Linked DNA regions of Homo sapiens: region 2 is linked to region 1. The links are chromatin loops, found by intact Hi-C in ENCODE. Cell type or tissue: psoas muscle. All regions are shown on one strand. Each heading gives the region's core, and the rest is flanking DNA. Links, peaks and the distances in the headings are about the cores only.

Region 1 (8,330 bases), core at 278-8,277:
ACTCCAGTCTCTCACGCCTGCTTCCTCACCCCAGTTCCAGTCACAACCGAATGTTCATCCAGCTATGCGATCCTGGCCTCTGCGGCCACCACCCGAGAAGCTACAGCTCGTGGCACAGGAGGCTCGGGTCTCGATTCTTTGATTTTGAACTCTGAATCCCTGGGGCCTTCTTTGTCTCTTATCTTTATTATTCTTAGGAAAAGTACATAGTCAGTGATTTTCTTTCCAGGGTGTTTAGATAAGGCAGGAAGGTGGGCCTAGTGATGTGTGTCTGAAATCCCACCAGCCTGATCGTCCGAAGGCCAGATTTGACCAGAGAAGGCCTTGTTCAGAAAAATTATATTCACTGTGTGTCCTTACAGACACAAACACCATCTCGATATTTTCTGCGGAGAGACCGTTTACATTGATAAACATGGGAAACACAGGAAGACAGGGAGGAAAGCGTCTGAAAGCCGTCCCTCTCCCCCGGCTGGGTAGCGAAAAGAGTCTGACCCGGGTGGGTAGAAACCAGGGAAAGGCAGTTGCCAAAAAGGTGGGTGCTGGCAGCCCCTGGTTTTCTGGAGCTGAAAAACAGTGGGAGAGGAGAGAAAACAGGTCAGGCTCAGGCCAGGAAGCGTGTCCAAGGGCATGAGAGCCAGTTTCCTCCGTAGCTTCTCCGCGGAACGGTTCCCGCATCCTCCCCGCGCGGCGCTTTCCTTTTTTCACCCGCACATCCAGCAGACTTCTGGCATCCGTAGGCCTGTTTTTCTCGGCTTTCCTTCCACCACTTTTCCGTGTGCCCCTCGCGCTTGGCGAACCCGAGGAGGAGACCTGAGCTGGGCTCCGGGAGAGAAGGCCAAGGCCTGCCTGACGCCCCGGCCCGCAGTGTCTGGGAGAGCGGCAGAAGCTTTGGCCCAAGATCAGCACTCCAGACACCCGGTCCGGCAGGGGGCCGGGAACAACGTAGCCACGCGCCGCTTTCCTCTGGCTGGTCTCTCGCCGCCCCACAGCTGCCGGCCGGGCGCGGATCGATGCGCACTATCAGCTCCCGCCATCTCGAGCCCCGTTATTGACACGTCGGGCTCCCTGAACCTCCGAAAAGCTGCTTTGATTGACTCGCCTGATGGATAGAGTGATTGAGCTGTCAGGCTGCACGGCTCGGGCTGGCCGGGAGACTAGGAACGATTTTATTACAAGAGTCCGTGCCTCTGCACACACATACAACAACACTTCAACATGTCCCGGATGCAGAACGGGCAGTGGGGCCTTTTTGGGGCTGTGTGCATTTCTTGGGCTATTTCTCCCCGCTCAGCTAATTACGAATCAAAACCCCAGTTCTGCTCTGGAGAGGGCCTTGGCTTTGTTCTTGGCCACTTTCCTTCTTATGGGCCTGGGTAGGTAGGGGACCAGCTCCTTCTCCTGCTTGGGCAGTTGGGGGAGGAGGGGATGAGCCTCGACCCAGATCTGAGTCGCTGCAGTATGCTAGGCCTGGACTCTTTGTCATAGGACAGCTGGTTACCCCAGCCTCCTGCCTGCCCCAGGAGTAGGCTGCCCAGCCTTCCTCTCTGTAGCTAGGTTTGGAGATGCCGGCAAAGATCCTTCTTTCCAGACAGTTTTAGAGATGAACAGGCCTGACAGGGACTTAACTTGGTTCAGCAAGCTACCATATCCAAGGCAGGACCCAGCAAGTAAATGCCAGAAGACTTGGGTGTGGAAGCAGGTGGGCAGAGGTGCAGGCTTTTGAGGCACACACCAACAGTTCAATCCTCTCCTGGTTTTCCCGCTTTCCCTCCCTCCTTTCTCAGTGGGCCCTCCTCCCAGACTAGTATTTGAGGGGAACTTCACCTTCCTAAGGAGGTTTCCTGTGGCCCCTTCCCATTCCTATCTGGTGGTCAAAGCACATTTTTTTTTTTCTGGATTGTCCCTGCTTCCCTCCCTCTCCTTTTTGCTCATAGGTGGGGGAAGGGGCTGCAGTCTCCTTGCAAATGTCATCAGTAGGCAGAGAAAGCCAATCCGGCTTGTTTTTGTTATTCAGGAGTTTTTAATCCTGAAATTGCATCAGTTGAAAGGGGAGATAAGGAAGACCCAGATAAGAGAGACCCTGCCCCACGCAGCCGGTTAGAGGAATGTGGAAGGCCCTCCCTTTCTTATTGGCACCATCCAAGGGGCAAGGCTGAAAACCCAGAGCCAGGGTCATGAGGATGGATCAGGGCCTTTTCTCCTTCAGAGAAGGGGTGGTCCCTGCATCCCTGAGACCCTAGAAAAGGCTTCCTTTAGGCCAAAGAGAAAGAAGGCGAGGAGGTGTGTGTGGGAGGGAGGGGTGCGGGGAGGGGGGCAGACACCAAATACTTTGGAGCTAAGCAGCCCTCTCCCAGCCGGCTCACTATCCCGTTGTTTTCTGAGGTCAATAGCTACAAGCAGATGGGGTCTTATTGTAGTTTCTCCTGTAGGTATGATTCTTGAGGAGGAGAGGAAGATTTGTTTGCAGGCTGGCGACTCCCCCAGGGCCTGCCCTCACTGCCCCAGTCCTATCTATTCCGGGGCGGTGAGGACAGCAGGCCCCTGACCCCCAACTCTGGGCTGGGCCATATGAGCTCCAAATATCTCCTCATCTTGGATTCCTGCCTTCTTGGCTTGGAAATGTTGTGATTTCGGTCTGTCCCTGACTGTCCTGTGAGAATTGGGGTGTGGGGTGCACCTACAACCTCAACCAGCTTTCCTTCACTGCTCCTTTGCCCTCCCAAAGGGAACCCGGGGACCCCAGTGGTCTGGTGAGGGGCACTTCGATCCAGGGATTGGCTGGCGGGAGGGAGCCAGGGGTTCAGCAGGGCCTCCGAGATCGCCCCGGAAGCGCGGGGCTCGCGGCCCAGCTCGGCAATGCTATTCTCACGGCTTCCTTTGCCCTCTCCCCCCTCCCTTCTGCCCTCGGTCCCCACCCCCACCCCACCCCGGCCCTCTCCGCCGCTGCAGGTCCGCGCACCAGGAAGCTGAAGAAGAAGAAGAACGAGAAGGAGGACAAGCGGCCGCGGACCGCGTTCACGGCCGAGCAGCTGCAGAGACTCAAGGCGGAGTTCCAGGCAAACCGCTACATCACGGAGCAGCGGCGGCAGACCCTGGCCCAGGAACTCAGCCTCAACGAGTCCCAGATCAAGATCTGGTTCCAGAACAAGCGCGCCAAGATCAAGAAAGCCACAGGCATCAAGAACGGCCTGGCGCTGCACCTCATGGCCCAGGGACTGTACAACCACTCCACCACCACGGTCCAGGACAAAGACGAGAGCGAGTAGCCGCCACAGGCCGGGGCCGCGCCCGCGCCCCCTCCCGGCACCGCCGCCGTCGTCTCCCGGCCCCTCGCTGGGGGAGAAAGCATCTGCTCCAAGGAGGGAGGGAGCGCAGGGAAAAGAGCGAGAGAGACAGAAAGAGAGCCTCAGAATGGACAATGACGTTGAAACGCAGCATTTTTGAAAAGGGAGAAAGACTCGGACAGGTGCTATCGAAAAATAAGATCCATTCTCTATTCCCAGTATAAGGGACGAAACTGCGAACTCCTTAAAGCTCTATCTAGCCAAACCGCTTACGACCTTGTATATATTTAATTTCAGGTAAGGAAAACACATACGTGTAGCGATCTCTATTTGCTGGACATTTTTATTAATCTCCTTTATTATTATTGTTATAATTATTATAATTATTATAATTATTTTATCCCCTCCCCCACCGCCTCGCTGCCCCCGCCCAGTTTCGTTTTCGTTGCCTTTTTCATTTGAATGTCATTGCTTCTCCGGTGCCTCCCGACCCGCATCGCCGGCCCTGGTTTCTCTGGGACTTTTCTTTGTGTGCGAGAGTGTGTTTCCTTTCGTGTCTGCCCACCTCTTCTCCCCCACCTCCCGGGTCCCTTCTGTCGGTCTGTCTGTTCTGCCCCCCTTTCGTTTTCCGGAGACTTGTTGAGAAATACGACCCCACAGACTGCGAGACTGAACCGCCGCTACAAGCCAAAGATTTTATTATGTTCAGAAACCTGTAGTCTGAAATAAAGTGTACACTGTGCTCACGAGCGCTGGCGGCTCTCCTGTTTGCGGGCTCGGGAAGGACGTGGGTCCGGGCACACAGCGCCCCAGCGCCCCTGCGCACGCCGGGCGGGGAGCCGGCCGGGCCTTGCGATCACCGCACAACGAATGCAGGGCGAAGGGGAAGCGCGACCCAGATTTGGGTTTAGCCTGGGTCTGAAGGGTCTGGCGGGACACGCCTGGTCTCCGATTGCGTTCAAGGGAACTCAAAGGCCGACAACCACAGTCCTGGCTTCGGAAACGCTGCCTGGGCTGCGGGGCAGCTCCCCGCACCGGTCCAGGCCCAGCCCAGTGGCGGCCTCCTCCTGTACAAACTGCTTTTCACTCCAACCTGCACTTTTCTTTTTCTTTCTTTCTTTTATTTCCCCTGGTGCAGGTTTTGCTGCAGATTTTTTTTATCCAGAGATAGAAGGGGGCCTGCCTTCCTCCCTCCCCGACAGCCCGCTTGGGCGAGGGGCACTTTGGCCTGGCCTCTTGGCCGCCTGGACTCACTGCACTTCGTTTGCGGGAGGGCTTCTGTTGGCGAAGCAGCAGGTCCGGGGGCGGCCTGCGGAGCCTCGCGGGGCTCGGATCTCCTGGGCCCGCAATGCCGGAGGAGAGGAGGCCCAAATGCTGGGAAAGCTGTTCGGAGTGGCTGCTTGGGCCTTGAACCCGAGGTGGGCGCACGTCTGCCGTATCTGGGCCCTAAACCAAAGAGGGTTCCCTTAGGCATCCCAACAAAGCCTAACTTTCTTCCTCACCAAGGGGGGCGCACATAGAAGCCCCCAGGGCCCTCAGGACACCCTGGGTTCCCAGAAGGAAATGTCTGGCCTCTTGCTGCTAACACTGGGGCCCATCCTTCCAGAGCAGGAGCTGCTCTCAGATCTTAAGAGGTTAAGGGGAGGAAGGGAAGTTTCCTTCTCAGGAGGTATTATCTTTGTCCAGGATTTTTTTAAATTGTAAATTCCACTCCCACATTTTTTCTCTCTTCGGCAATATGTATGTATATACCCACACGTGTGCAGCTAGACGGGCAGGTGCCCACACATACTTGTGTGCATATACAATAATGTGCAGATATTGGTGCACCTAAGTTCCTACCAGTTTTTTGTGTATTCCTGTACCCGTGAGTATTGTGCAACTGATTTTCTTCTCTAATTAGATACACAATTGGACGTTTGTGAGTTCACTGTGTGTACATGCATGAATTTGTGTTTGCACACTGGAATGTCTGCAGGTGTGTTTGCTGGGTTTGTTCATGTGTGAGATCCCTGTTCTCTGTGCTCTTCCCTTGAGTTTCTCAACTGTTTTTGTAGGATTGATTTTGTGCAAAATGATAATGGCTAGTTATTCCACCTTTTTTATTGAAAAATTTTCCCTGATTTGGCCCAATGTACTGTTTGCTCCTGGCCGGGGAACTAACAGGGCTAGATCTCAATCCCAGGAAGCCTAGGTCCCCTCCAAATCCCTACATAAGGGTTTGGCGGCTAGAGTGGAATTGGAGGGTGCATTTGACACTGCTGTGGGTTCCCAACTTTATTGCAATTAATTTCCTTCCTTCCATCTGCCCATTGTTTTCTGGAGGAGTAACTCTTGCATATAATAGGTGCTCAACCAATCTTTGTGGGCAGAGTTAGAAGCAGTGAGATGGGCCCTTCCCTGGGGTTGGTCTAGGGGAGTTGTTTTCTGGTAGTCAAAAGCCTGTGCTTTGCTTGCCTTGGGGAGTGGGCTTGGACTCTTCAAGCCTTCCAGGCTTTCCTGTTAAACAGTCTGAGGCCTGTGTCTTGGAGCACCCTTCTCCTAATACCTCTCAGAATTTCAGGAAGAGTCCCATTCCATTTCACCCTCCCAGCACATCAGATGTGATGTTAAGGATGCTCAACTCTATATATTGGAGAACCTTACTATTTTGAATGTCTAGGAATTGGCTACACTCCCTTCTCCCCTCCCTATTGTGGCCTCTTAGGATATTCAAGTCCCCCAAGACTACCAGGTCCAGAGGCTGGGACAGAGGTCGGTGTGAGCAGCAACTCTAGGAACCACCCCATTCCTCATGCTCCCCTTCCTCTATCCAAGAGATCAAAGTCAAGAGCTCTTTCCTTTAACCCAGCGAGAGGAGGAGAAGGTGGTCACCCATCCCCATGATTGTGTCAGTAAAGTGTATAGACGTGAATGTCATTATTATGTAATTTGCTTTCTTGCCCATTATCTCCTTTTATCTTCCAATCACTATGGGAAAATGGATTTTTCTTCATTGTTCAGTGAAAGAACATGAAGCTCTGAGAACTTAAACATTTTGTTTGTGCCTCCTCCTTGACTATGTATGTCTAAGTCGCATCGACCTCAAGGATCTGGCCAAGGCCCTGAAGCCATCATCCAGGATGACTTTCCCATCTTCTCTCCATTTTTCCTTCTTTCTGATTGGAGTAGAGGAGAGGGGAGGAGGATTCTGGTGGGACCTTTTTCTTGCACGCCCTTTTAAAAAAAGAAACTAATAATGATCATAAACGGGCATTGATTTCTCTGATTTATGGGGCTGGCTTAGTGAGCCACCTGTGTATTCAGGTCTGGGGCTGCAGTGAAATAAATACTTGAGCACGCCATCCCAACTGCCTCATTTTCTGCTTTTCCTTTTTTTTAAAGATTGAATTGAACCATAAACTTAAATCTTCCTCAGCCTAAAAGGAAATACATGCTAGCTGAGTCTAAACAGTATTGATCCCTGGTTCTTTCTGAGGGCAAAGGTCTCTGTTTTCTTGCTGGAAACTCTCTTTTCTTCAGTAGGGTTAGGGGGAAGGCCATGGATGGGGCTGAGGGAAGGAGGAAGGAAAGTGGAAGGAGAGGGTGTTGTGGTATTTGGGAATGTGGGGTTGCTTGGTGTGATTGCGTTGGTTCGTGTGTATTCGTGGGTTGTACTGTGTGTGGGCATTTGTATAGGGATGGTACTGAGTATATTTATTTAGGTTTGGGAGGTGGAAGTGTGTGCTTTGGGTATATGGCCTCTAGTAGTGACTGTTTGATGTCTGTGGGTGTGTGTATGTGTACCCAGTTCTTAAGCTCCCTAGATGGGGCTGCCCAGGGAACAGAGCAGTGACCTGCTAGCCTGTACCCTCCCAGGCCCCTACACCCATCTGTCACCTGTGGCAGGGTGTCTAGAGATAATACCATGGGGGAGGCCACTGTGCCCCAGGACACTCCAAGCCCCAACACACACAGTAGAAAAAAGGCCCCAAAAAGGGCCAAGCTACAAGGCAGGGGTGAGCTTTGGCTGTCTCCTGGAGGTCCAGGAGATGCAGGCCAGGGCCACACTGCACCCTGGATGAATGTGTCTGCCGCAGCTACTGTGGGATGGCCATCAATTCCTTCCATGGTCAGCCTGGTTTTTCCTTTGTGTGAATGAGACAGGCCGTTCTTCTGGCGATCTAGTCAACCCACTATCCTCTGCTTCCACCATACAGGGGAGCAGGGCAGAGAAGGGCAGAGAGGCATCCAGGTGTCCTCCCCAGCTTCACCTCAGAGCCTGGACCCTTTTAGTCTGGATGTCACAGTGGGTTCAAATGGAAGACTATGCTCATCCCCGTCTGTGGGAGGTGGCAGAGTATCTTCATCCCTCCTCACTCCCACCAGAAACCTCCATTGTCCTCTCTCACTTTGAACTCTGAGGAGAGGGTTTCTCTTCTTTGGCAACCTGTGGAAAGGGGAAGGGCTAGGGACTCTGCCAGCCTCCACGCCTCCCCAAATGCTTTAGGCCAGTCTTTTAATGCAATGTCAGTGTTGGAAGGGTCCTCAGAGATTCTTGAATTACAAAATCCTGAGAGAGAAAGTGCCCCAAGAGAAAGCACAAGGCAAATGAGAGGCAAAGTCCTCAGATTTCCTATCAGTCCAGGCCTCTCCTCACTGTGCCGTCAAGTGGGTAATGTCAACATGCATGCAGTCACAATGCACACATGTACACACTTCCACACATACAAATGCATAAGCATGCACACACCCATGTGGATACATATGCACACATGCAAAACATAGGCATGTATACAAATGTCAGTGGACCAATATACAGTGTGTTCACAGCAAGCACATGGACATTGCCTGTGTAGAAGGTTCTGGCACACAACTATACATGAGCCAGGAATACACATACTGGTGTCCAAGATGCACCTGCATGCCCCAGCTGGTGGGCTTCACCCCTAGCCAGGGGAGGGAAAAGACATTGTTTCCAGGGCTCAGGACAGACCTGTGTGCCCTCTCCTTTCTGTGGAAGCCACCAAAAGGAGAGGCAGCCCCTTCTCTCTCCCCTGGAGG
Region 2 (8,330 bases), core at 254-8,253, 68 kb after region 1:
CAGTGAGCCGAGATCGCGCCACTGCACTCCAGCCTGGGCGACAGAGTGAGACTCCGTCTCAAAAAAAAAACCAAAACAAACAAACAAAGAAAAGAATATATGCTGATGGCCAGGCATGGTGGCTCATGCCTGTAATCCCAGCACTTTGGGAGGCCAAGGCGGGTGAATTACGAGGTCAGGAGTTCAAGACCAGCCTGACCAACATGGTGAAACCCTGCTGTCTCTACTAAAAATACAAAAATTAGCCAGGCCTAGCGGCATGTGCCTATAATCCCAGGGACTCAGGAGGCTGAGGCAGGAGAATCACTTGAACTTGAGAGGCGGAGGTTGCAGTAAGCCGAGATGGTGCCATTGCACTCTAGCCTGGGCGACACAGCAAGACTCTGTCTCAAAAACAGACAAACAAACAAACAATATATATATGCTGATATTCACCTTTTATTGCTGGATTTCTCTATTTGGCTGCATGGGCCTCAATGGAAAAAGAAACATGTTTTAATAAAATATTCTCAATGTATGCTTACAAAAAAAAGAGAGAAAGAAATAAGATTATATTCTGAGGTACTGGGGACTCAAACATCTTTGTTGGGTGACACTGTTCAACTGATAATACCAATTAATACAAGCAAAACTTGCAGAGAAAGTCCCAAAGTCATGCCATATCCTCTCATACTCTTACAGCAGCTGACCTTTGGCCCCTAGAGGCTGACTCCCTATTAAGAGGTGATCTCTCAGAAGTTTCCTCCTTTGTTCTGCTGGACCCTGGATCAGGCAGTCGAGCCTGAATCCTCAGGTAGATTTAAATGGCCTCTTCAAATTAGACATCCTGGGTCTCATTTTTTTTATTAGTAAAATGGGAATAATGATGCTTATCCTGCTTATCTTACAAGGCTTCAAATAAGGATCAAATAAATACTCCATAGTAACAACTGATGCTCATAAAATGCTTTCTACTTAACCACAATTGCATCTTTTCCTGGTAAGTTTTGTAATTGTTTTTTTTATTTGGCATTCAGGTGCACAAAATTGGGTTGAGTGATTCATGGCAAACCACGGCAAACACAGTATTTTTCCATGCAGATTTCCTCTCATTTTATGTATTTGCTTCATTTTTTTTATGATCATTTCTCATTTTCTATCACCTATTAGTGGCTCCAGAGACTTCTGACGCTACAGACAATCTTTCTGTTTTTGGAATGAGACTCAACTACTTTCTGTCTCTTCATGGAGTTCCCACTGTTTCCGATGGATTCTGGGATCTTCTGCCTCTCTCTTTTGGGTTAGGTTCAGGGAGGGGCTTGTAGCTCAAGCCAGTTCAACATGTGGTCCAACACACAAAAAACTGTATATTACTAATACTAAATTAACTAAATATTACTAACATTTCTTCCTTATTTCTCAGATCCCAATAAATGAGGAAATTAGAGTGAAGAGAAAATAGGAGTAGGATTGTAAGGGGTAAAATTGGTGTGTAGAAGTATCTACTATAAATCCCGTGCCGTTTTTAGAGATCCTCTTGAGCTTCCTGGTAGCTAAAGCAAAAAGTAACCAAAACAAGCAATTAATTATGAAAATGAGCAGGTTGTTCCTTAAGCGAAGCCCACTTTCTTGGCCAAGAGGCCCAAGCCTTATAATCCCCAGTGATATTTGTCCACTAAACACAGCAACGATGGCATAGCATACATTTTAAAGCAGGCAAATTCCATTTTTACTTATTTCTTTTTATTTCATTATTTAAATGATGAATGTGATATTCAATATTACATGTCATTAGGGAATTGCAAATTAAAACAAAAATGGGATACCATTATACACCTATTTGGATGACTAGAATCCAAAACTCTGACACCACTAAATGATGACAAGAATGTGGAACAATAGGAATTCTATAGGAATTCTTATTCATTGCTAGTGGAAATGGCTGCAAAATGGTACAGCCTCTTTGAAAGGCAGTCTAGCCTTTTTTTTTTCTTTTTTAAACAAAACTAAACATACTCTTACCATATGACCCAGCAATTGCACTCTTTGGTATTTTCCCAAAAGAGTTGAAAGATTCCATCTATAGAAAAATCTGCACATGAATGTTTAGATTAATTTTATTCATAATTGCCAAAACCTGGAAGCAACTAAGATGTCCTTCAGCAGGTGAGTGGATAAATTAATGTGCTACCTGCAATAACAGAGTATTATTCAGCCATAAAAAGAAATGAGCAATCAGGCCACAAATAGACATGGAGGAACTTATTAATAAAATGCATATTGCTAAGTGAAAGAAGCCAATCTAAAAAAGCTACTTACTGTATGATTCCAGCTACAGTATATGACATTCTGGAAAAAGTAAAACTATGGAGATACTACAAAGATCAGTGGTTGCCAGGGGCTTGAGGGGAAAGAGGGAGGACTACGTGGAGCATTGGGGATTTTTAGGGCAGTGAAACTGTTCTGTATAGTTACTGTGATGATGGACACATGACATTACGCATTTGTCAAAACCCACAGATTGTACAACACAAAGAGTGAATGCTAATGTAAAGTATGGATTTTAGCTAATAATAATATATCAACGTTGGCTCATCAATCATAACAAATCGACTACACTCATAGAAGATGTCAGAAGAGAAAAGGAGTATATGAGAACTCTTTGTATTTTCCACTCAATTTTTTTTGTAAACCTTTTTAAAACTGCTCAAAAAACTACATTAATTAGATAAAAATAAGATGCATGTATCGGTGCTCCTGGAACTGCAAGACACGAGGGCATGGACTCAGCACCTTCAGGCAGGGCCGGTTTCCCTTTCTTGCCTTCGTTTCACAGAACCAAGGACCCTGTAAGGCTTGCAGGAAGGGCTTCCCGACCCAGCTGCAGTGCGGGAGCGAGGTTTCACGAGGACAGCAAGCCGGGGGTGGGGGACGCCAGCACAGAAAAAAGGCGCCCCCAGCACCCTATGCTCGGCGCCGCACACCGGTTTGCTTCCATGCAGGTCCCTTTAACAGCTTTTCATCTCGGGCTTAGTCACCCTCAGGTCAGTTTCTGTTACCTAAAAAATGGTAAAAGGTGCCACTTTCAGAGAAGTCACTCAAGGCAAACCTCTGCTTGTGTTGGCTAGTGTTCATTATAAGTTCCATTCCGTAAAATCGGTAAACGGAGACTCAGAGACCACATCCCACCGCAATAGGAGTCAGAGCGAGGATTCAGCCTGGCGCTAACCCGGCGTTCTCCGCTTCACGCTGCGCGCTCGGCTGGGTCCGGAGCCGGAGCCCTCGCCGCTCTCCGCCTTCCACCTCCCGGCCCTGGAAGCCCCGCCCCGCGACAGCTGTCGGCTCCGCCTTTCCCGGCCGGGTCCGCTACTGAGGCTTTCAGCCCCCTCCGCAAAGTCGAGTGGCTGGGAGCTGTGAGTTCACGTGTACTTTGCACCAGAACAATGAAAACGTAATAAAAAAAATTCTTTCTAGATGTTTCTTGAAAAAAAAAAAATCCTAAAGACCCATCTCCGAAAGTGTACAAGCAACAAGAACAGATGTTGTTTAACAGGCTTGTAGAACATTCCCATAAAGTTACAAACATATCTTTCAGAGGTTACTAAAGATAAACAGATACAAGTCACATTTTTTCAGTTCAAGAGACGACTTGCTGTTTGGAAGCCAAATAAAGATTCCGAATGTGAGATGCACCTGAAAAAGATTAGGAGATCAGATCGAGGATATTAAACTTAGGGCCAAGTCTAACATGCTCTCCTTGGATTGTGTATGTCTCAGCAAAACAAAACAAAAACGCAGCTTCCAGCTCCATGCAGGAGACTAGGGGCTGATGGGGACGTGGGGGACGTTTCTCCTCACCGCTTCTGTTTTCCCTTCTCTGGTGCAAGGTGGGCTAGAGTCAAGAGGACAGCTCTGCTCACTTCCACCCTCCTGGCTTCACTCAGCTAGCATTTGCTGAGCACTTCCTAAGTGCTGGACAATGACCAAGTGCCAGGTGCACAGATCTGAAAAGGAGAGCACAGTCCGATTAGAGGAGCAGATGCACAAACCCATACTTGAATATGTCAGCATCCTGCCTTGCTCAGTTGTACGGGCTCTAGATGCCCGACTGTTAGGGTTCAAATCTCAGCCCTGGCATTACTTGCTGTATGTCCTGGACAAGTTAATTTACTTCTCTGTGCCTTGTTTTATCCTCTATAAAATGGAGGTAAGAAAAGTACCTGCCTATATAATGTATTGCTCACCCCACCTTTTTTTTTTTTTTTTGAGACAGGGTCTGTCTCTGTTGCCCAGGCTGGAGTGCAGCAGCGTGATCATAGCTCACTGCAGCCTCGACCTCCTGGGCCCAAGCAATCCTGCCGCCTCAGCCACCTAAGTAGCTGGGACTACTGGCATATGCCTCCACACCTAGATAATTTACTTTTATTTCTTGTAGAAACAGGGTCTCACCATGTAGCCAGGCTGGTCTCAAACTCCTGGGCTCAAGCGATCTTCCCACCTTGGCCTCCCAAAGTGCTGGGATAAGAGGCATGAGCCACTGTGCTTGACCTGTATTGCCTGTTGTATAACAAATTACCCCAAACTTAGTGGTTGAGAATAACAAACATTTCTAAAGTCACAGTGTCCATGGGTCAAGGATATGGGTGTGGCTTATGGGTGATCTGTCAGGAAGATGCAATTAAAGTGCTGGAATTGCGGTCATCCCTGGGCTGGACTGGGGAAGGACCTGCTTTCAAGCTCACTCATGAGGCCATTGGTGGCCTCAGGTCCTTGCTGGCTATTGGCCAGAGACATCAGGTGCTCACCACGTAGGCCTATAGCGCTGCTCACAACTGACAGCCTCTCCCAGAGTGAGGCGCGCGCGCACGCGCGCGCGCGCGAGAGAGAGAGAGAGAGAGAGAGAGGGAAAGAGAGAGAGAGAAAGAGAGAGAGAGATTTAGGAGCCAGTTTTTTACTGTCTAATTTCAGATGTGACATCCCATCACTTCTGCCATTTTCTATTTGTTAGACCGAGTCACCAGGTGCAGCCTGCACTGAAGGGGAGGGGAACGCACAGGGGTGTGAACACTGGCAAGCAGGTCGCAGGGCCACCTAGACACCTGCCACTGTAGCTCATAGATTATCATGAGTGTCAAATGAGTTCACGTGCAAAAGAAGAACAGTTTCTCCTCATTCCCACTTCAAGGCTCTTATCACCACGTTGAGCTGCTCATATGATTAGAATGCTTCCTCCACCTCAAAACACACAGGCACATGTGCGCACACGGACACTGCCTGTCTTTCTATCCTTCTTTCTCTTGTTTCCTGTCTGTCTCCCTGCACTAGTTTGTAAGCTTCGGTGGTATGGATTTTTGTCTGTTGTCTCACACCTAGAAACAGTGCCTGGCACACAGCATTTTCTCTGATCAATAGTTACTAAATTGAACAATGGAGCTAACCTGTACCTCCACTGGGATAAGCAGTATTGGAATCATATGATCTCATGATTGCAACAGCGGTCCTATATTCCCATTTGCCTTTCCATTTCATCTCTGTAATGCACACTATCCTTTGTGTTGGACCATCTCCAGCATCTACAAGTGTTCCTGCATGTTGGTCAGAGCTCATGACCACACTTGGTTTCAGAACATTTCCTATTTTGTCTAGCTCAGTTCCTACCCTCTGCAGTAGAGCAGGGATATTTGGATGGCTTGGGGTCAGAAGGCTGATCTGATGTGGCACACAGGGACTGGCACTCATCATGTGAAAGGTGGCTGTATGCCTTCAGTCCTGGGACGCTGATCTGCTTAATTCTGCCTCATTAGAAAGGGGCCACCTGCTGGATTTGTTACTGAGCCTTTTGTGTTCTACCTTGGTGCTGTGGGAGAAGCTGAGTGGCCTGGAGAAGAGCTAGGGAGTGGGCTTATGGGTGAGTACCTGAGCCTGAGGCTGAACCTGGCTTTGACTTGCAATTCTTTCAGTAGGTGAGGGTTGCCAAAACTTTAATGTGATCCAGTTCACCTGGAAGATCTTATTAAAGTTCAGCTTTGGTTTTAATAGTGTGGGGTGGAGGTCTGGAATCTTGCCTTTCTGACAGCTGCCAGGCATTGTTAAGGTAGCTGGTTCTTGGACCACACTTTGAGTAGCAGCAAGGAATCAGGCAATGGGTTCTTCTTCAGTAGTTCTTCCATGCATAGATCTAAAAGAGTCAGGGTTTCCACACTTTTGTGTGGATCCCAGATGGGCAGGGAAGGAAAAGGAAGCCAAAAGATGCAGAATCCAATGCAACTGGAGGCAGGGAGTAGAAGTGTAGGAAGACAAGAAGGACCCTTAGATGAGGTATAATGAAAAGGAGCCCTTCGGGTGGGTCCACTCCAGAAGGCTGGAGAGCAGCAGTTTTAGGTTGACTGGAACAAGAGATTGGGGTCCAGGTAGCAAAGGGCTTTGAGTGCCAGGCCTTGGATTTGGTTATGCAGTCTGGGGTTTCCAAATTCAAATGCCTATAGGGGTCAATACGCGGCAATAAGGAGCAGTGGGGCCTGTGGCCAGCCATGTGTATTTGAAAGGTCAGTTCCTACTCAGCTCCAGCTGGTTCTTGGATTGTAGGTCATCTGTAACCAGATCTTCTAATTTCTGAAGCAAAGTCCCATATCTGGGATTTTATGTGATATATTCCAATTTTTAAAAGCTATCAAGCCAAACGTAACTTATTTGCAGCCATGTCTGGCTTGAGAACACCCAGTTATGACGTAGACTGAGGCAGAAAGCAACCAGTGAAGGTTTGGGACAGGAAGTTGTCTCCTGGAGGAAACCAGCTCATGGATGATGTTCATGGCTGTTGACAGCCTTGGTCAGGAGAAGCTGTGTTTCTGGATGCCATGCTTTTCTACCTGCGACCTCAAAGTCTTCTTAAGCAGCCATACATGTGGGGAAGAGGTGTTCTGAGGACCAAAGGAAGGTGTTCACCTGAAGTCCAGAGAAGCTTGGAGACAATCACCTGCTTTAAACACAAGAACTAAATGTGCTTCTGCCTCTTCTGTCTTGCCCCTGAGACTTGGCACCACGTCCTGGCCACGTCCAGAATTGTTAGAGGGCATGATACAACCTGGGGTTTTGTAGCAAAGTGAGGTCAGAGGAATGTTTGTTTAAATTTCAATGTCATCATTTTCTAGCTTGTTGACCATTAACAAGTCAGCTAATCTCTTTTGCTTCAGTTTTCCTTGTTTACAAAATAGCTGTTGGTAATTCTACCTATCCCAACTGAGATATCAAACGATACCTCATTTGATTACATTTGATTCTGAATCTATTACCTCAGTTGATAACAGTATGGATAATATAGATACTATATTATTCCTACATTTCTACTCCCTGCCTCCAATTACATTTATTGATAGTATCTATATTATCTCAGTTGAGAATCAACCCAGTTGAGAATCAACTGAGATAATATAGAGAAATATACCTTCCACCAAACAGGGCACATCAAGCCTTGTTTCTCTACTGAGATAATATAGAGAAACACCATAGGACCTTGTACAGACTAAATGCTCAGTTAATAATGTTTTTTATTATTATTATTACAGTTTGGAGGCAACAGAAGATGAGCTTTGGAATGGTTATTAGGGATCATTCAACCTCCATACCTTACAGAGAAGGAAACAGACTCAGAGCAGGTGGGCAACTTGCCCAAGGTCGCATGGTGAAGTCGAGTCAGCTGAAATCCACCACCTGCGCATCTGCTACGTCACATGCTTCTCCCTAGCGGTGACCGCATGGCCTGGCACATGGAATATTTGTAGAATGAATGAATGAACCAGCAATCATGGAAGAACCAGCTGTTCCTCTCATTTCTTCTTCATTGTTGTTAACATTGCACCCTTGATTCATTTAAAACACATGGGGACAAGGGGGGGTCATGTATATAGGATTCAGGGATTTTTGGATTTAGAAATGGTGAAGAATATACATAGTATTGGAGTTTATTATTGTTGTCTCTCCAGGAAACTTCCCCCCTTCCTCCCTTTTCTTCCTCCCTCTTTCCCTCCCTTCCTCCCTCTTTCCCCCTCTTCCCTCCTTCCCTCTCCTTCCTTTCCTCCCTCTCTCCCTTTCTTTTTTCCTCTCTCCCTCTTGTCTTCTCCCCAACCTTCCTTCCATTCCTACTTCTTCTTATCAACTTGCCAGTCATTCTTTGATTCAACCTGTTTTTTTTTAGGTATCTACTATACATCAGGTTCTCAGGCACTGTGCTAGACCCTGGGGATAAAAAGATTGAGCAAACCCATCTTGGCTAGTCCTTCCTGGAGCTTATTATCTAGCAAAGGAAACCCCTAATAATCACATAATCTCATTAATTCATCAACGTTTTGAAG

Evidence for each region. A loop is a pair of places that touch in the nucleus more often than their neighbours do. Peaks named below come from ENCODE experiments on the same cell type or tissue, not always from the same donor. Only the 100,000 strongest peaks of a DNase experiment are listed, where the experiment ranks them.
Region 2: a loop joins it to region 1, with 2.8 times the contacts of the local background. A loop is called at or near these places in 12 of 110 quality-filtered maps.

Annotation. Positions count from the first base shown.
Region 1 is chr2:118,837,877-118,846,206 of GRCh38, reverse strand. EN1 (engrailed homeobox 1) reads left to right here. Exons shown (of 2, transcript NM_001426.4): 2 at 2,953-4,036. The coding sequence ends at 3,269. Among named protein-coding and RNA genes, the nearest start is that of EN1, 5.6 kb to the left of the region's middle. RefSeq lists enhancers at 241-890, 891-1,540, 3,384-3,964 and a silencer at 680-974. In psoas muscle, for the core only: no CTCF peak of the experiment used is centred there; no DNase peak of the experiment used is centred there; H3K4me3 peaks cover 4,628 bases; H3K27ac peaks cover 4,235 bases; H3K27me3 peaks cover 5,645 bases.
Region 2 is chr2:118,769,538-118,777,867 of GRCh38, reverse strand. No RefSeq gene overlaps it. Among named protein-coding and RNA genes, the nearest start is that of LINC01956, 62 kb to the left of the region's middle. RefSeq lists a silencer at 3,224-3,343. In psoas muscle, for the core only: no CTCF peak of the experiment used is centred there; a DNase peak (open chromatin) is centred at 3,287; H3K4me3 peaks cover 1,253 bases; H3K27me3 peaks cover 3,141 bases.